5 separate regions of the Homo sapiens genome follow, and regions 1, 2, 3 and 4 are each linked to region 5. The links are chromatin loops, found by intact Hi-C in ENCODE. Cell type or tissue: endothelial cell of umbilical vein. All regions are shown on one strand.

Region 1 (5,000 bases), 420 kb before region 5:
GCCTTATTTTACCCAGCCCCTACTCAAGATGGAGTCGCTCTGGTTCAAATGCCTCTGGCACAAACACCGTCTCCTGAGAGCGGCCTTCCCTCAGCACCCTGATGGAAGCAAGCAGTCTCCTCTGACCTGGAATGCCTATTCTTTTATTTACCTCCAAATCAAATCAAATCTACCTGAAGGCTTATTATCTCTGAAGAGACTTTCCTGGATTACTCTGCTCCACAAAGACTTTTTTTGTTTCCTGATCTCCATAAGACTTACCTGTGCCAACTTTTCCAGAATATGAGTATACTAGACCCAGTCTTGTGCTGCTGTCAAGTTGTTTGGTATGCATGCCTCGTTTTCCTACATAGAGAGTAAGCTTTTTTTTTTTTTTGACAGGGTCTCTGGTTGCCAAGGCTGGAGTGCAGCGGCACAATCTCAGCTCCCTACAGCCTCGACTTCTTGGGCTCAGGTAATTCTTCCACCTCAGCTTCCTGAGTAGCTGGGATTATGGGCATGTGCCACCATGCTGGCTAATTTTTTGTGTCTATAGTAGAGACGGGGTTTGGCTACGTAGGCCAGGCTGGTCTCGAACTCCTGGACTCAAGAAGTTTGCCCTCTTCAGCCTCCCAAAGTGCTGGGTTTACAGGCTTGAGCCACTCACTGTGCGCAGCCTAGTGTGAACTTTTTGAAAATGGCAGGTGTATTAGTCCATTCTCCCATTGCTGTAAAGAACTACCTGAGACTAGGTCAATTGTAAACAAAAGAGGTTTAATTGGCTCATGGTTCCGCAGGCTGTACAGGAAGCATGGTTGGGGAAACCTCAGGAAATTTACAATTATGGCAGAATGCTAAGGGGAAGCCAGCATGTCCTACATGGCTGGAGCAGGAGGAAGACAGAGAGTGAAGGGGAAAGTGCCACACACTTTTAAACAACCAGATCTCATGAGAACTGTAGCAGGAGATAGCACTAGGGGCATGGTGCTAACCCATTAGAAACCACCCTATCATCCAATAACCTCCCACCAAGCTCCACCTCCAACACTGGGGATTACAATTCAAAATGAGATTCGGGTGGAGGCACAGATCCAACCCATATCAGCAGGTTTTGAATTTTCTTTCATAACTTGAGTGCTTGGCTCATGGTGGGGGCTTAAAAATATATATTAATTTAGTGATGTTCATATTTTCCATAAATGGTGCTTTTATAGAAATCATCTGCTTTTGTCTTTACCCTGGAGGGCTTTTGAGGTAAATAGTTCCCTGCTGGATTATAAAAAGAATCTACTAACGCTTTAATTTTTCATTTTGTCTCTGTGGCTAAAATCAAGCTAGGCTCCCAGTATATTAGAAAATAAAGTATGTTTTGCAACACTTTTCTTCCAGTTGGATTCAGAACTGAAAGTGAAGGTAGTCATGGTATTGATTGACATTTCTTTTTTCCACGAATATGCATACATGTTGGTGGGAAAGGCAGAGCCCAAAATGTGATGGTGAACTTTAGCTTTTTGAAGTTTTGTTCCAATGTAGAGAAAGTTGCATTTGTCTCTTCTATTCAAAATGATGCTATGGATCATTTTCAGTAGGGCTGGAGTTCTGGTTGATTTTTCCAGAAGTGATTAGCAATTATGGATTTGTGCAGATTTGCCCATTCTTCTTTCCTGGTATCCATGGCAACCAAAATGGTACATCTTTGAGAAGCTTAATGGGGACAATCAAGGGAGGTTTTCTTGGTGAAAAGCAAGCTGGTCAGTTTGAGCTTCCAATCCCCACGTCAGGTATCATTAGCACCCAGTCATCATCAAGCCGAATGAACCAGCCCAGGAAATAAACAATTACTCTGTAAGGGTATCTTATTCTCACTTTTTTTTTTTTTGAGATTTGCAATAACTGAAATTTAGTCAAAATTCAATAAAGCTAGAACTAGCCATCTCTGCAAAATTTGTTCATTTCTTGTGGCAGTGAGGCTGGCAATCCTGCAAATGAACCCTGCTCAATCCTGTCCAGATCTAGCTTTGCTTTGCATTCAGAAAGGTTCAGCTGAAGTTTAAATCCAATCTATAATAAAAGAAATGAATCTTTAATAATATGAAAGATCAAAACCCAGAGAAATTTCAGTTGGGTTTATCACAGAACACTCTTTCTCTGATATAGTTACCATATTTTAAGGGGACTGTAAAATTCTCCATATGTTTACAAGCAGGATCTAAGGAGCAATGATCTCAAAACAGGCACTCAGGAAACATTAAGTAAATTTAATACCACTCCTTCTAGTAAAAGTAAAGAAAAGCTTCAAAGTAACAATTTGAAAAGTATGAAGCAAATATGTCCACACTAAATATTGTACATCAATAGGAATTGCTCTAAATGGCACCTTGGCTATAGTTCTTAGAGAAAAGATGTCTTTTTCTTTTTACATCCCAGGGCTACATTTTTACCTTTTTGTTTTAATCGAGGTTGTATGAGGAAAATAGTTTTCTCTTTGAAATGTATCCATTGACTTGGCACCTAACTAATCCAGTTTATTCTGTGTGTCTAGGCAATATTCTGTGCATCTCAGTGAAAAGGTTATCTGCACTAATAGATCTTTGGCAAACTTCTGCTGGTGTTCACTGCTTAGGTAGTGGAAGACTAGAGGACAATGTGTATGCATGTTTTGGTGCTGAGAGTTTTCCATGAACAGATGGCAAAGCGATAAACTAAAAACATATGCACTGCATTGTAAACATTTCCTCCTGAGTGATTTGGCAGACTGACAATTATCAGACAAGAAAAGTGAGGTTGTTCAGAGCCATAGGAAAAATTTAATCCTTGAAAACAAGGAACTAGGCAGGAAGTTATTTGCATATTTAACTCTCAAAACGAAGAAGTGAGTTCCTCCAACTAAGATGTTATTTTTTAACTCAACTGTGGGAGACCGATGATTTGTATCAGTTTGGGGTTTGATATCTTCCTTTAATTACTCCAGAGTCTTCTGCACAGGTTTCTTTAAGAAGTTTGTTAAATAATTTATTTTTAAGTTTTATCTCGTCTCAGAAAATACAGAGTGCTTTAATAGGGGCTGCTTTGGGGGACTCCCAAAGTAGGCCTTTCCTGAAAGAACTTTCTGAAGTAGACTCAGGAAGATCTGAAGAAAGAGACTTAGACGCTGAGTTTCGGTTTTCTAAGGAAAGCTTCACAAAAGATCAAAGGAAGGGACAGGTTCCAAGAAGGATTTCTCTGAACAACCAGTCAGAGCAGCGAGGTCATTTTCCCTGTGGGCTACCCTTGCCCCTGGTCCTCTTTAGATCTGGCACCTGAGGCTCACATCAGTTCGGAGCTCCTTTTGGCATCCCTCTGGGAAGGTACTGAGCGTTCTGTCTCCTCCATGTCACCACTACTTTCCCATGGAGCAATGTCTACCTCCCAGTGAGCTGTTTCTCCGTGGTGAAGCCCACTTGGTGATGGGTGCACCATCTTGTTCTGGGCGTCTTCTAAGGCCATGTGGCATCACACAAACCACAGTGTGATGGTGACATGGGCTTAAGAAGAAGCCCATGTGGAACAAGATGAAAATTAACCTCCAGTAAACAAAATAATGGCAAAGAGGAGAGACAGTGTGTCAAAGAGCATGTGGGCAGATTCTCATGAGAACTGCAATGAGGAGGATGACACATCTCTGCCAGTCCTCTGGCACCCACAACAGCTGGCTCTAGTGACCACTTCTAAGTGGAGAGGAAAAGAACTTTTTAAAACATTTATAGACTTTGTAGAGCGATTATAGGTTTACAGAAAAAAGATAGAAAGAACAGGGAGTTCCTACATACTGTGTCCCCTCCCTGCAATTTCCCTCTTGTTAACGTATTGCATTGGTGTGCTACATTTGCTACAATTGATGAGCCAATATTGATAGATTATTATTAAACTAAAATCCATAGTTTACATTAGAGTTCACTGTTTATGTTACAAAATTCTATGGCTTTTGCCAGATGCCTAATGATATGTTTTTACCACTTTAGTATCACATAGAATAGTTTAATTGTCCTAAAAATCCTTTGTACTCTCTCTATACAATTTGTTCTTCCACCCCTCACCTACCAACCCCTGGCAACCGCGAATCACTGATTCTTTTACTACCTCTATAGCTTTGCTTGTTCCAGAATGCCAGATAGCTGGAATCATACAGTTTCAGACTGGTTTCTTTTACTTAGCAATATGAATTTGGGTTTCATCTGTGTCTTTTTGTGGCTTGATAACTCCTTTCTTTTTATGACTGAATAATATTCAGTTTTATGAATGTACCACATTTTGTTTATCCATTTACCTACTGAAGGTCAACTTGTTTGCTTCTGATTTTGGCAATTATGAATAAACTGCTATTGAGATCGGTATGCAGTTTTTTGTGGATGCAAATTTTCAGCTTATTTGGGTAAGTACCAAGAAATACAATGCTGGATAGTATGTTAAGAATATATTTAGTTTTGTACAAAACTGACAAATTGTCTCCCAAAGTAGCTGTACCATTTTGCATTCTCACTGGCAATGGATGAAGGTTCCCAGTGCTCCACTTCCTCACATCCTCACCAGCATTTGGTGTTGTCGATGTTTTGGGTCTTAGTCATTCCTATAGGTATGTAGTGGTATCTCATTGTTGTTTTAATTCACATTTCCCTGATGTGAAATGTGCTTATTTGCCATCCATATATCTTCTTTTGTGAGACGTCTGTTCAGATCCTGCCCACTCTTTAATGGGGTTGTTTGTCTTCTTATTGTTGAATTTTAAAGAGTTATCTGTATATTTTAAATACAAGCCCTTTATTAGATTTGTGTTTTGCAAATATATCTCCCAGCAGGCATGTTTCTCCTAGCCTATTGCTTGTATTTTTGTTTTCTTAACAGTATCTTTTAGAGCAGGAGTTTTTAATTTGGAAGTTTTTGGGGGGGGACGTGTTGAAATAGTAGAGGTGCCAAAGTAGTTGTGGTTGGTGAGGGAAGAAGAGGAGAGATGAAGAAGGAATTTTAAAAGAGTATTGCTGTGA
Region 2 (5,000 bases), 220 kb before region 5:
ATGTAATGAAGCTCCCTGTCTTCCGTAAAGAAGTATCCTGCTTAGTATATGTAAACACAACACCTTGATCTTTTTTGTTTTGGAAAATAAAAACAAAACAAAATATCCAAAATAAACCAGAGATTTCTTTAAAAAGAAACGCACGCAAATAAAAACAACAACAAAAGACACTTTGAGTTTGTACTCCTGATGGAAAAATCATTACTGTGGACAAAGTTATGAGAAGTCAAAGTATAGTTTGTTTTTAATAAGAGCTATCATTACATTCATGCTCAGGATGTGGCACTCAGAGTACTACGTATGTGTCACCACAGCTAAGATAGGTACTGTTACTCCAGGTAAGTAGAGTTCCCCCAAAATTCATGCCTACCTGGTACCTCAGAATGTGACCTTATTTGGAAGTAGGGTCTTTGCAGGTGTAATCCAGTTAAGATGAGGTCATACTGGATTAGGGTGGACCCTAATCCAAGGATAAATGTCCTTCTAAGAAGAAGGTAGTGGGATACAGACACAGAGAGAAAACATCACGTGAAGACAGAGACATAGAAGAGAAGGCCATGTGATGGTGAAGGCGGAGATGGGAGTGATGCATCTGCAGGTTAAGGAAGGCCAAGAATTGCTGGCATTTCCAGAAGCTAGAGGAGGCCAGGAAGGATCCTCTCCCAGAGGCTTTAGAGAGAGCATGACCCTGAGAACACCTTCGTTTTAGACTTCTGGCTTCCGGAACTGTGACAGAATAAATTTCTATTGTTATAAGTCACTGGGTATGTGGTAATTGGTTATGGTAGCCCCGAAGAAGTAACATACAGATGAAGAATCTGTGCTTCTGATGGTCTTGCTGAAGCTCCTTGTGCAGGGGACGTGGTGAGCTGGCTACACACACAGCCTTCCACCTCGGCAGGGAAACTGCACAGTGAGGAGCACAGGGGCAGTCACAGCCAGTTCCTGGGCTCATAATCGACGACATTGGTCTTGTCCATTTGGACAGATCCACAGGATTCTAGAGAGAGGTTAAGAATGAAAGTGTAATGGTGATCATAAACCGCAGGAACAAAATGTATATACCTATTTATTTTTATTCTCACTTCATCCTAAAAAGGATTTAAAGTTCCTTTCATAGATGAAAATAATAGGACAAAATAAAATAAATTTAAACATAAGAAAGATGAAACAAAGGGAAGAAAAACAATGGTGGAATGCAGCAGTAATAAACCTACATGACGTCACAGCCCTTCCTTCACCTCCCCAGCCCCAGCTAAGAAGATGGACCCTCATGGTATGGGCAAGAAATTTCAGGATGAGATAATGCCAAGTCTGATTTTTCTCCAATTTGTGTAAATTCAACGGAAATTTCAGGCTGCTGCTTCGAGTAGAAATAAGCTCTAATTATCCTTTTGATTTTCATATCATTTTCAATAAGTCAGCAGTGCTATTGCGGTCAATCAACCGGAAATCAGGGAAAGAAATCTCACATTTTCTGTGCCTTCCTTATTGTTTTAAGCGTGCTTCTGAAATGCTTTAAAATCATTGTCTTCAGAGTGTTTGTTAGTGCAGAGAAAAAAGGAGAGGATCTGGAATGGTTAAGCATACTGTTGTCTGTGATTTATCAAACCACACACGCAGACTTACTATTGAAGGAGAGACAATACCATCTAAACCAGCATGGGAGTTATTGTTTGATTTGATACTGAGCTTTTCTGTGTTTATTGGTCATCTTTGGTCTCATGAAAAATTTATTCTATGTCTAAGGGAGCTCCAATATAAATAAACACTAGAAATACATTTGTAGGAGGCTGTTCTCTAGAATAACTCAGTATTGCTCTCTGCATGGGGCATCACCTGCTGAATAAACCCAAAACCATCATCTGGGGAGTCGCTCTAGGTAAACTTCCTTGAGGTAAGCTGTGCTGTAGAGATAGGAACCTCTAATCATGTTTCAAATACTAAACATACCAGTGTGCTTTTCTTTTAAAAAGAGGAATCCTATTCACTTGACTTTATTTGTTTTTGAAAAAAAAAATGAACCCTTTATTTGGAGAATATTTTAGAAATTTAGGGCAAGGAAAATATTCTGCTCCTAGATGAGTGCTTTTGCTTGTATGATCCTGCACTGACAGTGAACAATACAGTAGATGAATTACTGATTTATTTATTTAAAAGCGAATGCACTGGATTTAAAAACAGCTTGCCTACAACAAAGAAATATGCCCCTTAAGGTTATTTAGTCCATTTATTGCTGATACTAATTAAACAATGACCTAGGCTTTTCACAGAGTGATTACTCTTAATGAAAAATTAACTATGGTCTCCTAATAAAGATAGCACACAAAACAAGTTGTACAGAGTGGTGTGACCTGACCTAGGATATCGCGTGTAAGTGCGACAGCTCCTGTAGATGGCAGTGGAGCACTTCCGCAAATGCTTTGGCCTGGCGTTCTGGGCCTGGGGTTGAGGGATGCAAAGGATAAAAGCTGCAGCAAGAGCAGGCGTGCCCTCCAGCCAGCAAGTTAACTAAGCTGCTGGTTCACTACTGCACTTCATAGTTGCCCTCTAAATGATTTTTTTCTGAACTCAGCAAAAGTACAAAGTGTTCCTGCCTGCACCCCAAATTGTCCTTTTAGTGAGGTAGGTTTTTATGTTTTATGCTTTCTATTTTTTGAATTTCAGAGTTATTTTGGAGATCTGACCTAAACATTCCTCTTCTTGAATTGCAAAAGCAATTAGCTTAGCTGCTCACACTCTTAAAGAGAGAATAAAAATCTCCTAAATGGAGACAATCGTAAACTACATCTGTCATACAAGTCAATGCAGCACAATCCAAAATAAAGATCTGTCAGCATAAACTATAACCAGATTTCATAGTCCTTAACTTTTTCTCTTGCTTGGATTGTTTTCCTTCTTTCCTTTTCTCTTAAGCCTTTTATTAAAAACTGTCCTCCGCTATGCTCACAGGAGCTACATGACTGAAATTGGAAAAGCAATCTAGCAATCACAGATTTAGGTAATTTTTAATGAAATTAAGATATTATATCGATTATTTTTGTCATTGTTTTGGCCTTTGAAGCTCAATCAGCGTTATATTCTATTATAGAGGAATGGTTGTTCTGAAAGAATTTGTGGAGTTGTGCCTGTCATTTCAGGATGAATTTCCTCGCTCAGCTCCCCCAAATTTCCCATTCTTTCAGCAGCAAGAGGGAACACTGCATGCACAGTGTTAACTTCACACATTCCTGACATACTTGCTACATTAACAGAGCTATGTTCCAGGGAATTGAAATATCTATTGTAACTGTAGGAAGGGCTTTCTTCCCATAACTTTTACCTTGTACCCAGAAAATGTATGTCAAGAATCAAGAAATGGCAAGTTTAGATATGGATGATGCATAGGAATCTGTTGTTGATATAGTTGGTATGGAAATTGTATAGGCAGAATTCTGCACACAGTAGGAATCATTTTGTTGAATAAATGAAAGCTAAAATGGAAGTAAAAATTAGAATAAACCCAGGGCAGAAGAAACAGTGACTAGTTTTCTGAAAGCTCAGGAAAATATCAAAAATATTTGAAAAAAAATGGAAATTTAAACCTTAGGAGGCCAAAAAGGTCCTGGGCTTATGCTCTTAGGTATAGGAAGAGGGCTAAAGAGGTGAGCAAAGAACATGAGAAGATATTGGCAAGTGCTATGGCTCATGCCTGTAATCCTAGTGACTCAGGAGACTGAGGCTGGAGGATCACTTGAGACCAGGAGTTTGAGACCACCCTGGACAGCATAGTGAGACCCCACCTCTAAAATAATAATAATAATAATAACAATAATAATAATAATAATAATAATAATAATAAAAGTAGCCATGTGTGGCTGATTCCTGTAATTCCAGACACTGGCCTCTAGCCTGGACAAAGAATGTGATTCTCTCACAAAAAGAAAAAAAAAAAAGATATGTTTGAAAAGATGAAGGGAAGGGCATGTCAATATGCATCAGAGGAGATTAGCAAAGAGCTAATGACCTGGTGCTACACTGAGTGGTTAAAAGAAGATTAGGGAAGGGAATCTGGAAATTATGGAAGACAGGATGCAATTACACAACCAAAAATGAGGCCCAGAGGAGAGAAGGATCAAGAGATACAAGGGTGGGGAATGGTGTGTAACTTCATCAATTAGGTATCATAGCAGGTCTTCTATCGTAAAGCCAATGCTTTCTTTTCAAGACTTCAGATGAAGGTGCATTTGTGTGGAGTAAGGGCTCATAAAAGGGAATAGTGCATTCTTTATTTTATGATAAAGAAACAAAAACCAAAACGAAATCATCCTCAATTGCTCTGATGTTCTAAAATAGATGATACTTTCTGTAAGCCAAAGGCCTGATTAAATTTGTACCAGTTTAGAATTGCTGACCAATAGGAAGCCAATTAAAAATTGCCAGGACCTCCCCCAAACCAGGTACAAGATTAAATTTCTTGTCTTCTTTGATCATTTTGTTGGTCATTGATGATGAAAACATTACTAATGTTGGTCATTGTCCTTATTGGTCATTGATGGTGAAAACATGAACCCAGTAGAAAGCAAGAGCCCTCAGTAACAGGTACATGACAATTGGACATAGCCCATTTAATGCTACCATTTTGAAGGGTACAGCTTTTGATGCCATGACAGTTTTATATAGTATTTTTTAGACACTCCTTAACATTAAAAATTTTAAACTACTAAATATTGAGGTCACTTGGCATTCTAACCCCAACTGACCATCTCACTCAATATTTACCTAAGGCCCAAAGACAAGATGAGGCCTCAGAATGGAGTAAGCCTCAGGCATTGGGTAGACCCGTTATGGAGTGAGAGGTAGGGCAAAGAGGGAGTTAGAAGTAGGGTGGGAGAAAGAATTGATTGATGAAGGGGTGGCCTGACCCTCCACACCTGTGGGCTTTTCTCATCGGGTGGGATGAGAGACTGAGAAAAGAAAGAGACACAAGAGACAAAGTGTAGAGAAAGAAAAGTGGGCCC
Region 3 (5,000 bases), 320 kb after region 5:
CTGGAATTGTTGTGGATTAAACATTTTAATGACATGTAAGAAATTTAAAGGAATGAGTGCATCGAAGCATTACATTCTCACATCCAGACTCACGTTGTTAACATATTAAAATTGACCATTGATTGAATGAGAGGACAGGGGCTAAATGTGTTAAGTTTAAAATTTAATTTAGATACTCCACAACTCTTATCCCTTGAATATTTCCCATCTTTAAACGCATACTTTGGTAGGCCAAAAAATCTTCTTGTGGTCATAGTGTGTCTTCATTGCTATAATAATGTTCTGGAAATATACTCTAGCCAAAAATCTCATTTATTTCCCTGCCACTGTTGTGAAGAACCATGACAACATCTATTTTCTCTTTTTTACAAATCCACAAGACCTAACAACCTTTAATCTGCAGAAGAATATATTAAAAGTTGACAATGTTTTTTCTGCACCGCTATGTATGGTAAAACCTTACTCGTTTTCTCATTTTTTACTCATGACAATAGCAATATAAGTAGGTGTTGCAGATATTTCAGTGATACTTCAAACAGGATCTTTTCCATGAGGCAAACAGAACCAAATGCAAAGTTGAAAAACATTAAGAAAAGGTATTTTGCTAGAAACAGAAATAGCATTTCAAGTGATTTGTTTTGGGAAAAGCTTGCAACGTTACCAAAAATTAACATAAGTAAATTTGTTCTTTTTATTAAACAGAAATATCATTCAATAAGCTGGTCAACTAATGTCATTCGAATCTGGGTTGGGGGTGGTTTTCCAGGTTGTATTTTGGGGTGTGTGTGTATGAGTTTGCATTATTGTCCTTTTCCTCTTTCCATCCCTCTCAGTAATCTGTCACTGTCCACTGGGTTGAATGCATTGGAACCTCTTTTTTTTTTTTTTTTTTTTTTTTTTTTTTTTTTTGAGACGGTGTCTCGCTCTGTTGCCCAGGCTGGAGAGTGTAGTGGCACAATCTTGGCTCACTGCAACCTCCTCCTCCCAGGTTCAAGCAATTCTCCTGCCTCAGCCTTCCAAGTAGCTGGGACTACAGGCAAGCACCACCATGCCTGGCTAATTTTTGTACTTGTAGTAGAGACGGGGTTTCACCATGTTGGCCAGGCTGGTCTTGAACTCCTGACCTCAGGCGATCCACCCACTTGGGTCTTCCAAAGTGCTGGGACTACAGGTGTGAGCCACCACGCCCAGCTGGAGCCTCTCTTTAGTGTTCCAGATGCCTCCATAATGTAGGAGTACCCAGTATTTTCCAATTCCTTTTCTCCCTAATTGTTTGCATAGTGCATCCCACAAGTCCAAGTTGACTACTATTCCAGATCTCTTCTCCAACACCACATCCCTGTTCTTTTGGTATCTTTCCATCTAGAGCCTTTTGCCTAAATTGCTTACTTACTCATTTCCAACTCAAATTTGAAGTCAACAAGCTGTTATAGGTTTAGCCCACTGCTGTATTTTGACAAGGTAGGTGCTCACATGAATATTTGTTGAGTTAAATTATTTAAATACAACCTGCCAAAAGCTGGGTCAGTTTCTTCTTTCTTGATATCAGATTCCTAACACTTCAGTTGGACGTGCTAGCTATCTCCTTTAGACATATACAGCATTTTCTTTGAACACATCTTGTGACATTTATACTAGTATCATGTTAAAAACACAGGATTTGTTGTCAGACAGAAGTTCAAACCTCGGCTGTCAAATCTTGAACATGTGATTAAATTTCTCAAGGATGCAGTATGTTCTGTCAGGTGAGGATGTTGATGCCTACCTCATAAACTTCCATGAAGATTACATGGCATAATATGTATGCAAAGTGCTTTGCTTCCTGTAAGCATTTCATCATCATAATAGCAAACACTTGTACATACTAATGTGCCAGGCACTGTTTTAAATTCTTTATGTTTGATAACTCATTTGTTCCTCACCACACAATGAAACAGACGCTATTCTCCCTGTTTCCCACCTGAAGAAACTAAATCACAGAAGGATAAATTATCTTTCCAAGCACACAGACCTGGCAGGCTGTAAGAGTCAGGATTAAAACCAGGATGTCTGGGCTGTGCATTTAGCCACTCTGGTATACAGCTGCTCAGGAGTTGTGTATTGTTCTCTCCTCCTTATCATAAGGAAGCGTGTAATGTAATGGAAAGTGTCATGAAACTTGAATTTTACTTCTAGATTATCAGCAGCTGTTTACTCTTAGGCAAGTCATTTATTCTCTTTAAGCCGTAGTTTGGTATTCTTATCTAGGAAAAAAAGGATTTGAGTAGCAATCACCTTCTTTTTGTCTTCCTGGCATTCTTTTTTGGGGGAATTGCCCCTCTTCCAGTGTATTCCAGAAGGACTCTCAGTCACTGTCAGTGGCCATCAGCTCCGCTACTGCAGGGCTTCCTACTCCCAGACAGAGATGGTCTGTGACTCCCCTGGGTTGAGCATATGAGCAATGCAGGATTAGAATAGTGTGTATTTGTGGCCGGGCGCGGTGGCTCACACCTGTAATCCCAGCACTTTGGGAGGCCGAGGCGGGCAGATCACGAGCTCAGGAGATAGAGACCATCCTGGCCAACATGGTGAAACCCCGTCTCTACTAAAAATACAAAAATTAGCTGGGCGTGGTGGCGCATGCCTGTAATCCCAGCTACTCAGGAGTCTGAGAAAGGAGAATCACTTGAACCCGGGAGGTGGAGGTTGCAGTGAGCTGAAGCCGAGATTGGCCGCTGCACTCCATCCTGGTGACAGAGCGAGACTCAGTCTCAAAAAAAAAAAAAAAAAAAAAAAGGAATAGTGTGTATTTGTAAACTGTATAGAACTGGGGGAAAGCAAGCCCTTTTGTATTTTTCAAAATACATAAGCTGAAATAATCATGAAGGCATGAAGCTGTCAGGGACCATCTCTGCCACCAGATGGAGAGAATTTGCTTGAGACAGAATCCAAAATAAAGAAAGCAGAGATGTGAAATGCGGTTTGGGTGGAGAGAGACAGAGAGAAAGAGAGACAGAATGACCATTATGACAATGAGTTTGGTACCTGGATTCAGCTATATCTGAAGTCAGTCTACTGCTATACTTTTCAGTTTTGTGATCCAACAAAACACTTGTCTCCCCTACAGACAAGTTTGAGTTGGCGTTCTTTCATTTGTAAGAGAAAAAGTTCTTATTCACACAGACTTAAGGAGATCATCTCCCTTTTAACTACAGTGTTTTGTAAACTTAAGTTTCATTATATCTTTGCAGTCATAAAGAAATATATTTTTGAGCAAACAGATATTCAATGAATTTTTAAAAAATAAATTGAATTGTTGAGCCTATGTAATTCAGGATAAAAATAGGTGTATCTGGGATCTTGAACATATATTTCAAATGACTTTTATAGTTTCTTGGTGATTGACTACTTTGATCATGATCTAAAATAATTTAAAGCCAATGTTTCATTGGCTTAGATATTTTTCTTAACCAGCTGACTTCTTCTAAACCTTGTTTGGAAAGTCAACACTCTAGAGGACTGATGCAAATTAAAGTGTTTTCCTGGGCACAGAGATAAGTGTCTTCCTGAAATCACAAGCAAAACACAAGATAGAATTGTTGAGGGTTGAGTAGGATGTAAAGGGAATTTCCAGTCATTGCCTCTGCAAAATAATATAGGGTCAGAAAGTTCAAAGGGGCTCTGGGAAGGAAAGAACAGAATGGCCCCCTCAATCAGAATTATATCCATTTTATGTTAAAACCACCGAACTACTTTCAATCTGGTACATATGTATTATACATATACCTACTGCAGCTTACATGCAAATGTGTTCATATACTTAGAACCACATGCAATGATCCCCTCTGCAATTATTCACAAATTAATCCTCCAAAAAGAAAGCAAGCTCTCTTAAATCTCTCCCATGTGCCAGGAAGTATGCTAAATGCTTTATACATTATCTCATAATTCTCTCAACAGAGATATGAGACAGATCTCTCCCATTTTATAGATGGTGAAATTGAGATTTAGAGTTTAAATAACTTGCTCAAAGTCTCACACCTACGAAGCAGTTTAAGTCATTCTGGCTTAAATACTCAACTTTAATCACTGTGCTATGTTGCCCCTCCCAGGTGTAATCTGTTTTAAAGATAAAAATACAGAGATATTGCCTGCCCAACAAAAGAGGTTGTAAAGTTTAGTATTCTTGGAACGAGGCAGAAGGAGTGGGTATATGATACATGGGAAAAAATCAAGTTATAAACATTTAGGAGGCTAATACTGGGGGAAAAAAGACGAAGACACATATTCCCTTCCTAGAAGTGATAAATCCTATTTACTGAGACTTAGTTTATTTTATGTAAATTCTATGTTTAACGTGAACTCATAGTTTCACAGCTCAAACCTGTTTGGCTGCTAACATCCTCCTTAGAGCTCTGCCAGCCAGAAAGTAAGCCAAACAGCAAAGCAATGCATGCTACAGCCTGCCAGATGCAGCTGCTGAAATCTAGCAGCAGATTTAGTGTTTCCTGTAGAGGCCTCCTAAAAACAAAAGTTCCCAGCTTGTTTGTATGTGACCAGCTTATGTTTCCATGATGCCTTGGACCATGGCTTTTTAGGGGTCATTTCATTTCATAAACCTTGTTCTGACTCTATAGGGAGTCCACTGCGTTCACACAGCCATGCTCATGGATATAATGAAATTTGATTTTTAAGTGGAAAATACATTGTTTATTATTAGCTTACAAACCAGACTTTTCCAAATCATGCAAAAGATTAGGGCAGTGTTTGATGCAACGTTCATCCATTTACTGAGGTGATGGAGACAAGGTCATGCTTGCTGATGAGATGAAACTTTAAATGCCTTGAAAATGTGGGAGGTCTTTGTGAGACTAAGCAAGGAATTCCATATAGCACAACACACACAGTGTTAGCTAGCTGCCCACATCTGTGTGTGGCTCAAGCAGAAATAGTGATGGAGTCTCTTAGAGCTAGGGATTGGTTCCCAACGGCCTCAACCCAAAGAGTTATACAAGCTTTGG
Region 4 (5,000 bases), 200 kb before region 5:
AGGAACAGAATGCTCAGAATTGGGCATTCATTTTCTCGAGGTCAGTAACATATCTTCAAATTCTCATTTGACGGTCTCCATGGTACTCCAAATCAAGTTAGAATTAATTTGAAACTCATTTCTCTTTCAGGTCTAGGTCTGATAATTTTCATTCATTTCTTTCATGGACATGGTGACTCTTTTCTTGCCATCCTTAAGGAGAAAAGCCATGGACACTACAAAATCTTTGAGGTTTGAAGTGGGAACTAGGAGATTCAGGCTTGAAGATGAACTAGAATTGGAGACAGGGTAGGGGAAATATGAAAGGCCCTCTTATTGCAAGTTTTAGGAGCCACTAAAGCATAGGCTTTAGATTCTTTTGATAGTGATGTCACTATTGACATGCAAACCAAGAATTAACTCGTAACAGGACCCACTAGAATGAGCACTTATTGAACATTGCATGCACTGCTCATTATGCTAAATGTTTTACATGTGGTCTTTCATTTACTCTTCCTAGCAACCTTGTAAAGTAGGTGTTGCTATATGAGTTTTATACTTGCAGAAACCAAGGCCTATGAGGTTGTTTTAGGTTCAATTCTGCTGGGAATATATTCCGTGATTTGTGTGCAGAAGATTCGTTGAGTAGTGCTGAGCAGCATTTGTAAAGGAGAGAGGAAAGCATGGCTGAGCAGAGGAACAAGTTGAATTGAGGTGATGCGACTGAGGCCTCAGCATCTCCCAAGGAGAGCTGGTGGTAGGATGACCTCTCAGAGTTCTGCCATGTCAAGGCAAGGGTGCTGGCCCTTCGAAACCTCTCTTCATTAGTCTTTGGATATCAGCTGACCCTGAAGAGGGGCAGCTTAATTTAGATGAGGGCAATTCCTAAATCTGTCATCAGCATGCATTCTCAGAAGCTAGGGGAATGAGTGCTTCAGTCTTAAAGGAAGGGGTCTAGATGGGACATCACACCATCTGCCACAGTTTGTTATTTGGATCCATTGGTTTTATATACTAAGATCCCCACATCTGAAAACAACTACTTCCCCCAAATTCTGATTGTTTTTGTTTCCCTATGAAAGTTAAAGGAGGAAGGTTTGTGGGACCAACTCAGCCTCTTGCCACAGTAGCTTCTGAAACTCACTACTGATACTCTTCTTCTTCCTCTAGTACTTATTTTAGATTCTCCTTGTCCGTGGTTAATACTACTGCAATTTAACGTGGCTTACTTGGCAGGATGACCCATATCCTCATCCTTCAGGGCTCTGAGCCCTTGGTTCTCATAGCTTTCTCAGGCTATGGGTGCTATATACATCTCTGTTTTCCATTGAAATTGGGTAGGTAAGTACCAAGAAATGCCCAGTGGATTATTTGGGTTCCAATCATATTATTCCTTGTCCTCATTGTATAAAAGCAGTCCTGTGCCTCCTCCTTATAATCGGTTAGTTACTCTTGCCCATTTAATGACCCTTTTCCTTGCCTACTGGTCTCTTGGCACTGAAGACTCAAAGAAACTGTGTGACAGCTGCAGCTTAATGTTAAATAGGGCTCTACCCAAGTCTCCTGATAGAATCATTCCCATTCTGGGAACCAGTACTTCTAGATGCACACAGCCTAAAGCTGCAGTGTTTGAAAGTACAAATTTTTCAGGCATATCACCTAGAATAATTGTATGAGGGCTCTCTACTACCTCCCGGCCATGCTTCCTGGACCTATGGGACTACAAAACCATATAACGGTGATTGTTTTAAGGTAGGTACTACATCCTGGAAGATGCTCACCCTTCTCACTGAGCATCATCTCCAAGGTGGTGCCTCAGCAGTGCCTCCCCAAGGCTGCTCCGTTGCTCTATCAGGCCTGCAGCTGCTGTAAAGTGGGTCCTTTGTTCCGAAGGGATGTCCTGCAGTATCCCCTGTCAGAGGAACAAATACATATAAGCCTTCAGATAGTCTGCTTGGCAAGGTCCTGTGGTTCAAAAGGGCAAATCCATACTCCAAAACAGGACACCCTATCTGGGAGCATAGAAGGGAATTTTTCCCACTCATTGAGGGCAGTGACATTTTGATGGAAGGAAGGATAATGGGGTGGCAAGTTGAGTCCCAGAAACAGCAATAATAAGTCTTGAGAAGAAATCTAGGGTAGATGCTGTGGAAGCAGGAGCCGTCCAGGGATGGCATCATGTTAGGTCTTTAGATGGCAGACAGCAAGGCTCCTGCAGCAAGGGAAGGTTGGGGGCTCCACAGAGAATGCATGGTTGGAGTAGGGATTTGAGTTAACCTGCCTTGGAAAGAGAGAAGACCCAGCCATTCCCCTCCAGTCAGAGATGAAGCCTATTTTTGTTAGCATTGTTAGTGATATTAGTCACATCCCTTGATTGTTTGCCTCTACTTCTTCAGGGCTTCAGAATCACGAGTTACACAAGTTTTATTACTTAAGTACAGTCTTAATAGTGTTGGTGGTGGGGTCAGGGTTAAAGAAAGAGTCAGATCCTTCGTGTGGCTATGGGTCTGTGGTGAAGATTCAGAGAAACTTTGCCCATTTTACTTGTACTTCAGTTTCCAGAGTTTGAAAAATCACAGGGAAATCAATCAGATGCGATTTGGTATGTTGAAAGGTCTGATTCTAACACAAATATTTTCAGAAGGAACATGGGAAAGGTCAAAAATTGTCAGCTCGGTGAATATCTTTTGGTGATAATACTTTCCAGCAGTAAATTTCCACTGGTTCTCTCTCTTTTTGTCAGTTGAACAAAGCACTTGCATGCTTTGCTGGTTTCTAACTAATGAGTTAGCTTTGCTCTTTTAAAAAAGTAATATATAATAGAGAGTATCCACTGAGTCAATAAACCTTTAATCGGAAGTGTCTTAATGACAAACAGCAGAGAATCACATGAAATAAGGTTAAAGGCTCTTAAATTGAATCATAGTTCTGGTGTTGAACATTTCCACAGGGATACAAAAATAATAAAAGGGATCATGTCATATTTGTTGTGCCTAAGGAAGTACAAAGATATTTGTTCCATATGTCCTCCTCTTTAGAATTTTAAAGTCAAATGACTTAAAAATCCTCTTTTAAATAAAGGCATTTAACTATACAATTTTTTTTTTTTTTTTTTTTTTTTTTGAGACAGAGTCTTGCTCTGTCGCCCAGGTTGGAGTGCAGTAGCGCAATCTTGGCTCACTGCAAGCTCCGCCTCCAAGGTTCACGCCATTCTCCTGCCTCAGCCTCCAGAGTAGCTGGGACTACAGGCGCCCGCCACCACGCCTGGCTAATTTTTTTGTATTTTTAGTACAGACAGGTTTTCACTGTGGTCTCAATCTCCTGACCTCGTGATCTGCCTGCCTCGGCCTCCCAAAGTGCTGGGATTACAGGCGTGAGCCACCGCACCCAGCCTTAATTATACAGTTTTTAATACTGGAAATGGTGGGGTTGAAATGCAATTTTTTTTAAAAAAGCTCTAATTACTAAACTAATTTCTGAGTACCTATATGGTTTTTTTGATAGTTATTTTAATATTTTTGTAATAAGCACACTGGTATCTTGCCTAAGAGAGTTTTATTTAGAAAATACATTTAAAAATTTTTTCTCAAATATTTGGTAATCTTAAAGCAAAATATCCTGTCCTTTCCAGTCTGTCTTCATTCTGTCGGTACATATAGGCTTTAAAAAACTTGCTGGATCTGGCCGGGCGTGGTGGCTCACGCCTGTAATCCCAGCACTTTGGGAGGCCGAGGCGGGCAGATCACGAGGTCAGGACATCGAGACCAACCTGGCTAACACGGTGAAACCCCAGTCTCTACTAACAATATAAAAAATGAGCTGGGCGCCGTGGCGGGCACCTATAGTCCCAGCTACTCGGGAGGCTGAGGCGGGAGAATGGCGTGAACCTGGGAGGCGGAGCTTGCAGTGAGCCGAGATAGCACCACTGCACCCCGGCCTGGGCGAAAGAGCGAGACTCCATCTCAAAAAAAAACAAACAAACAAACAAACAAAAAAAACTTGTTGGATCTAATGGTATTCTACCATTTCAAGGCTCCTAGAGATTTTATACCTTGCATGTTAATTAGTTCAAGCATCAATATCAAAACTCTGTGTTGTCATTTCTCCCCTGTTGGCACTCTGGTTAGTCTCTTTAAGACAGACATTTTTCTGACAGTCTGTACCTGTCTAAACTGCTCATTGACACATTTCCTTGAAATGTGGGAAAATTGGCCAAGTCACAGTAGCACATTAGTTAAGACAAATATAGGTTTTATAACTGCTTCCTCCTCTCTAATACTCCCCAAGTTCAAAGACTTTCTTTTAATCTCAAAACCACCTACTGACCAGTCTCCTTGCTAATCTCTCTTATTCTTTATTCTCTGTACTCTCTAACATAAGAACTAGCTTTCCAAAGCACAAGTCGAAACCAAAATCTCTAAAGCCTCTGAGAGAAGTATTTTGATATTGCTGTATTTTCAAATGCATTTGATATTGTTTGCATGATACTTTCCTGGGAAAAGGCTAATTGGAACACCAGAAATGAGTAGAGGATGCTGCCTGAGCATTTTATAGCTCAGCATGTTCTAGTTCATTCTGTTCTCCTACTGAGGTAAAATCCCAGAAATTCAGGGGCATGTTCAATGCTTCACAAGCTTTCAAAAGAGAATTTATGCCAATTGTTCACGAGTGAGTTAGAGAAGATCTGCAATAGGAGGCCCCGTAAGAAACTGGGTCCAAGTGCTGTCCTAGATCATCTGAAGAGCCGAACCTCTTTTGAAAGATGGGACTAAGGTCAGGGAAGTTGATCTCTAGCTCCTAAACCATTTCTTCATCTCTAGTAGGGATGAAAGAGAAACCTATAAGGTTAGTGTCAGGTAGGCTGATGGTAAACAGCCTGCCTGTCCTTGAAGATTGAATAAAAGTGCCTCAGCCAAGTGGTTAAGGGCAAGAGGACTGAGTGGGCTACTGTCATTGAAGAGCTGAAGCATAACTTCATATTGAGTCTTAGGGTAAAACCTGAGGGAGTTGAGGCAATTCCT
Region 5 (5,000 bases):
AAAAGAGCACTTTGAAATGATGCCAACATATAAAAATGATAAATACTCAAGTTGATGGATGCCCCAATTACCCAATTACATGCAAGGAATGTGTGATTGACTATCAGACACTCACATGCATTCCATAAATATGTAAATTCTTATATGCCAATAAAAGAAAAAAGATTCAAAAATAAAATATAATTTTTATGTGTTTAAAAATGAAATTCAATTTAAAAACTCGTTAAAATTGAAAACAAACTGAAATGAATACATCTGTGGATCAAATTTGTGATATAACTACACGCTAAAGACAAGTAGAGCTATTGCAATCCCTACTAAATGGAACCAGAATTCCTTGAGAAAATGGCTAATTCTAGTTCTGGGGCAGAAAACATACAACATGAGTCTAGGATGTGCCTCAAAAGAGAAAAGTTTCAAGGACTGATGGAGTTGTATCAATTGGTCATGGAAGCAAACATAAAGGATCTCCATTGATCAACGATGAGAAAAATTGAATAAAAATTAATGGAAGTAATTGAAAGCAATTAAATAAAGCAAATTTTCTATGTTCATAATGACGGAGAGAGGAAGAGAGAGATGGAGAGGGAGAAAGGTCAAAATTTAAAACTCAGTAAACATCATTGGAAATAACTAGAGTACCAAGTACTAGTTACAGAATGGATAATTTAACATAAAGAACTGAATATTTATTTTGCCATGAATATAAACTATATTTCAAGAAAAATAGTCATAGTTGATGAAAGAATGATATTCTTTATAAAGTAATTCCATCTAAAAAAATTTAAGAAGCATAATAGAATTAGAAAATTACCCCCAATGAAGAAATTAAATCAGGAAACTATCATAAAGGACTGTAGACATCATATCAAAGATTGATACAAAATATTAAAATAGAAGGACCAGATTGTCACCACCTGAAATCACTGATCAATCTCAGCATCACTAAATTGGGAACAACCAAATATTTCAGGCCTTTGATGTGATACCAGTTGAAGCATACAACACCACCTCTAAACATTCTTGGCAAAAATGTTGAGCCTAAATCTAATAAAAACTCTGGAAGTAATTTCCATTTTGAGAAAATATGGGAGGTGGAGGCACATGTTAACTCCATGAGGAATCAAGCAGACAAATTCAGAGTGTGGAACATTCTACAGGGCAACTATTTTGTTTCTGTAACAAGTAAATTGTACAAAAGAGGAAAAAAGAGATGAGTGGAAAGTGGGCTAAATTTAAGTTGGTGTAAGGGCTGCGTCAAATGTAATATGTGATCTTATTTGGATACTGTTTCAAGCAAACTAACTGTTAAAAAGGCACTTTTTATAATTGAGAAAATTTACTTACGGACATTATATTACCTCAAATAATTATTTTTACTTTCCTATTTTACTTTCCTATAAATGATCATTGCATTGTCATTGTATAAAAATGCAATGTTTTTTACTTGTATAATGGAGGATGTAGGGATAAAAGAACATGATGTATAGAATTCACTTTTAAATACTTCAGTAGAGAAGAAAAGGAGACTAGATGAAGCAAATTAATTGTTAAATTTGTTGATAAGTATATGAAAGTTCATTGATTATATATGAAAAATTTATATTTTATAAGTCTGGCTTAAAATGCCATGAGACCAAATGTTTTAAAATAAATGGTTATTTTGGTATTCAAACAATACATTTTTACTGTATATAATATTAAAGTAAAAATAAAATTAAAATCATCTGAAATCTGTTCGTGGAGAAATTACTATTGTTGACAACTGGATTTCATATTTACATAAATAAAATATTACAAAATAAAAATAAAATGAAGTTTTTAACTTGCTAGTATCCATTAAATCAATACCATCGTATATATACAATATGAAATTATCACCCCATAAAGAACTATTAAGAAAAAGCTTATTTAAAATGCTGAATTACCATTACATATACATTATGTTATGATAATTTCTATTGTTATGGTTTCTTTCTAATTGGTCTTGAGGCCTAGAGAGGCCTAAAGCCAAGATAAACATTTGCTAGGAGAGCCCTGATAGGGGAAAGTTAAGTTCAAGTGTGTGTTTCAGGTGACACACAATGAAGAAGTAAAACCAAAATGCATGAAACAGATCAAATTTATTACTCACTGGCCCCAGAGTGATTCAGTGTGCCAACAAGAGGCTGACTGGGAGATGTGGAGGTGGCAGGGAGCTGGAGCTGTGGAGTAGAGGAAGACATGTTGAGAGAGAGAGAGAGACCTGGAAACTATGCCTTTATTAAGGTCCAGGGTGTTATCCCTTAGGCTTTCCCATGGGAATTGCGGATTGGCTAGTTTAAGGAAAATATTTATTTATTTATTTTAGAGATAGCATCTCGCTCTGTCACCCAGGCTGGAGTGCAGTGGCGCGACCTCAGTTCACTGAAACCTCCGTCTCCCGAGTTCAAGCAATTATCCTACCTCAACCTCCCGAGTAGCTGGGATTACAAGCACGTGCCACCTCACCCCGCTAATTTTTGTATTTTTAGTAGAGTCAGGGTTTCACCATGTTGGCCAGGCTGGTCTTGAAGTCCTGACCTCAGATGATCCGCCTGCCTCAGCTTCCCAAAGTGTTGGGATCACAGACGTGAGCCACTGCGTGTGGCCGGGGAGAACTTACTGGCATGACTCTAGAGTTGACCATTAGGTTTTCTCGTGGTCGGGAGCTGTGAAATATTTTCGGCTTTGGATCACTGAGATGAGGAACAATGGGCTATATCACAAACAGCTGCACAGGAAGGAAGAAATTTTAACTAAGCCAAAGGCGACAGGGCACAACTGGGTTCAAACAACTTAGGTCAGCCCTAAAAATAGATACTGAGGCAGCAAGTATAGGAAACACCAAATCTATGACACATCACTTAGTGGTTAATAGAATAAACCTCTCTGCAATGTCTGTTTTTGAATTTATCTTTAGCATATACTTTAGTTTGCCTTACTCATATGTCCTTGATTATTTTTCTTTTGTAACTTTTGATAGAAATGGCTTTCAAATAAAAATGAATTCAATAAACATTTATTGAACGCTTACTGTGTGCCAGGTATGAGGGTGGCAGGATGCACTGATAAATTAGATATGGTTGCAGTCCACAAGGAGTGAGAGTCTATTAAAGCATGTGGATATAATGAATTTAAACTCTACGATAAAATATGACATGAGCTCTAGCAGATGTTTACCGAAGGTGATACAGGGCATAGAAGAGGGAGCAATTGACTTTCCCTGGCAAAGTAAAACAAAAACAAAATCCTTCAATTTGTAGGGATGTCTTATGCTGAATTTTAAAAGATGATTGAGGTTTGGGGTGGGGATCATAGTGAACGTTGCCCGAATCAAAGTGAAGACGGTAGAGGCAACAAAGGCAGGTTGACATAAAGTCAAGTTGCAAGGTAAGCACAGCGCCAGGCAGTTCATGATGACAGTAGGGTAGTGAAGGGAATGAGGGGAGTGGGCATGGAAAAGGAGGTTATGGGACATTCATAGAGGCAAGACTAGCAGATAGGCACAGCCAGATCTAGAGTAGAACACAAAGGTTAGACTAAAACTTTTTATTGTTACAAATTTACACATGATAGAAAGACACAAAAAGGCTAACTAGGAAGTATTTTCTCAGGCTCTTCATGTATATTTTATTTTTTCCCATCTTTAAAATTTAGACACTAGAGGATTTTACTTTCAATCCTCAGTAAGAAGGCAGTAATAGATTTAAAAAGACATTCAAGTAAAGGGAGTCAATTTGGACAACCCAGTAAATGCATGCATGAGATTGCCTGTATGAACATGTAATGAGAGTTCTGGAGGCTTTCAGGGCTGTGTCTGTTGGCAGCAACTAAGGAAATGGCAGCACTGTTACAGGCAAAGCAAGCTTGAAGGAACTCACTTCTAAGTCTCATGACGGTTTTGGACATGTTGATTTTGATATAAAACTGAACAGTTTTATTACTTTTTCAAAATATTTTTAAGTTCAGGGGTACATGTGGAGGTTTGCTATATAGGTAAATTTCAGGTCATGGGTAAATTGCATGTCATGTTTAGTGTACAGATTATTTTGTCACCCAGGTAATAAGCATAATATCTGACAGGCAGTTTTTCCATCCTCCCCCTCCCCCCACCTGCCACCCTCAATTAGGCCCCAGTGTCTGTTTTTCCCTTCTTTATGTCCGTGTGTACCCATTGTGTAGCTCCCACTTATAAGAGAGAACAAGCAATATTTGATATTCTTTTTCTGCATAATTTCACTTGGGATAGTGGCCCTCAGCTCCATCCATGGTGCTACAAAGAATATAATTTTATTTTTTTTATGGCTGGCTGCTTAGTATTCTGTGGACAGACACACGCACACACACGCCATGGAATATATATGTGTGTGTGTGTGTATATATATATATATATATATATATATATATATATACACACACACATATATTCTAATTGGTCTTGAGGTGTCTCTATTGAAGACTAAAGCCAAGATAAACATACACACACACACACACACACAAACACACACACCACAGAATACTAAGCAGCCGTAATATGTGGCTTTATTTTCTTTATCCAACCAATTGTTGATGGCCACTAGGTTGTTTCTATGACTTTGTTATTATGAATAACGCTGCCCTAAACATACTAGTGCAGATGTCTTTTTGATAGAATAATCTCTATTTTTAGTGGGGGTAAATACCCAGTAGTGAGGCTGCTGGGGTGAAGGGTAGTTCTATTTTTAGTTCTTTGAGAAATCTCCATACTGTTTTCCATGCGGTTTGAACTAATTTATATTCCCACCAACACTGTATAAGCATTCCCTTTTCTCTGCCACCTTGCTAGCATCTGTATATTTTGACTTTTTAATAATAGCCATTCTGACTGGTGGGAGTTGGTATCTCATTGTGGTTTTTATTTGCATTTCTCTAATGATCAGTGATGTTGAGCTTTTTTGCATATGCTTGTTGACCATGTGTATGTCTTCGAGAAGTGTCTG

What was found. A loop is a pair of places that touch in the nucleus more often than their neighbours do. Peaks named below come from ENCODE experiments on the same cell type or tissue, not always from the same donor. Only the 100,000 strongest peaks of a DNase experiment are listed, where the experiment ranks them.
Region 1: a loop joins it to region 5, with 5 times the contacts of the local background. A loop is called at or near these places in 3 of 110 quality-filtered maps.
Region 2: a loop joins it to region 5, with 3 times the contacts of the local background. A loop is called at or near these places in 2 of 110 quality-filtered maps.
Region 3: it touches region 5 in a loop (4-fold over the local background); 2 of 110 quality-filtered maps call a loop at or near these places.
Region 4: it touches region 5 in a loop (8-fold over the local background); 2 of 110 quality-filtered maps call a loop at or near these places.

Annotation. Positions count from the first base shown.
Region 1 is chr12:58,339,311-58,344,310 of GRCh38, forward strand. No RefSeq gene overlaps it. Among named protein-coding and RNA genes, the nearest start is that of LINC02403, 250 kb to the left of the region's middle. In endothelial cell of umbilical vein, no CTCF peak of the experiment used is centred here; a DNase peak (open chromatin) is centred at 2,671; H3K27ac peaks cover 1,585 bases.
Region 2 is chr12:58,538,275-58,543,274 of GRCh38, forward strand. No RefSeq gene overlaps it. Among named protein-coding and RNA genes, the nearest start is that of LINC02388, 240 kb to the right of the region's middle. RefSeq lists enhancers at 2,272-2,566, 2,296-2,465. In endothelial cell of umbilical vein, a CTCF peak has its summit at 2,392 (motif pointing right); a DNase peak (open chromatin) is centred at 2,417.
Region 3 is chr12:59,073,264-59,078,263 of GRCh38, forward strand. All of the region lies in intron 3 of LRIG3-DT (LRIG3 divergent transcript), which reads left to right. Among named protein-coding and RNA genes, the nearest start is that of LRIG3-DT, 160 kb to the left of the region's middle. In endothelial cell of umbilical vein, no CTCF peak of the experiment used is centred here; DNase peaks (open chromatin) are centred at 2,038, 3,028, 3,568 and 4,538; H3K27ac peaks cover 3,439 bases.
Region 4 is chr12:58,554,975-58,559,974 of GRCh38, forward strand. LOC105369789 (a long non-coding RNA gene) reads right to left here and starts at 2,353. Exons shown (of 3, transcript XR_945007.3): 1 at 1,761-2,353. In endothelial cell of umbilical vein, no CTCF peak of the experiment used is centred here; a DNase peak (open chromatin) is centred at 2,427; H3K27ac peaks cover 1,856 bases.
Region 5 is chr12:58,754,829-58,759,828 of GRCh38, forward strand. All of the region lies in intron 1 of LINC02388 (long intergenic non-protein coding RNA 2388), which reads right to left. All of the region lies in intron 1 of LOC100506869 (a long non-coding RNA gene), which reads left to right. Among named protein-coding and RNA genes, the nearest start is that of LINC02388, 24 kb to the right of the region's middle. In endothelial cell of umbilical vein, no CTCF peak of the experiment used is centred here; DNase peaks (open chromatin) are centred at 2,093 and 2,743; H3K27ac peaks cover 1,801 bases.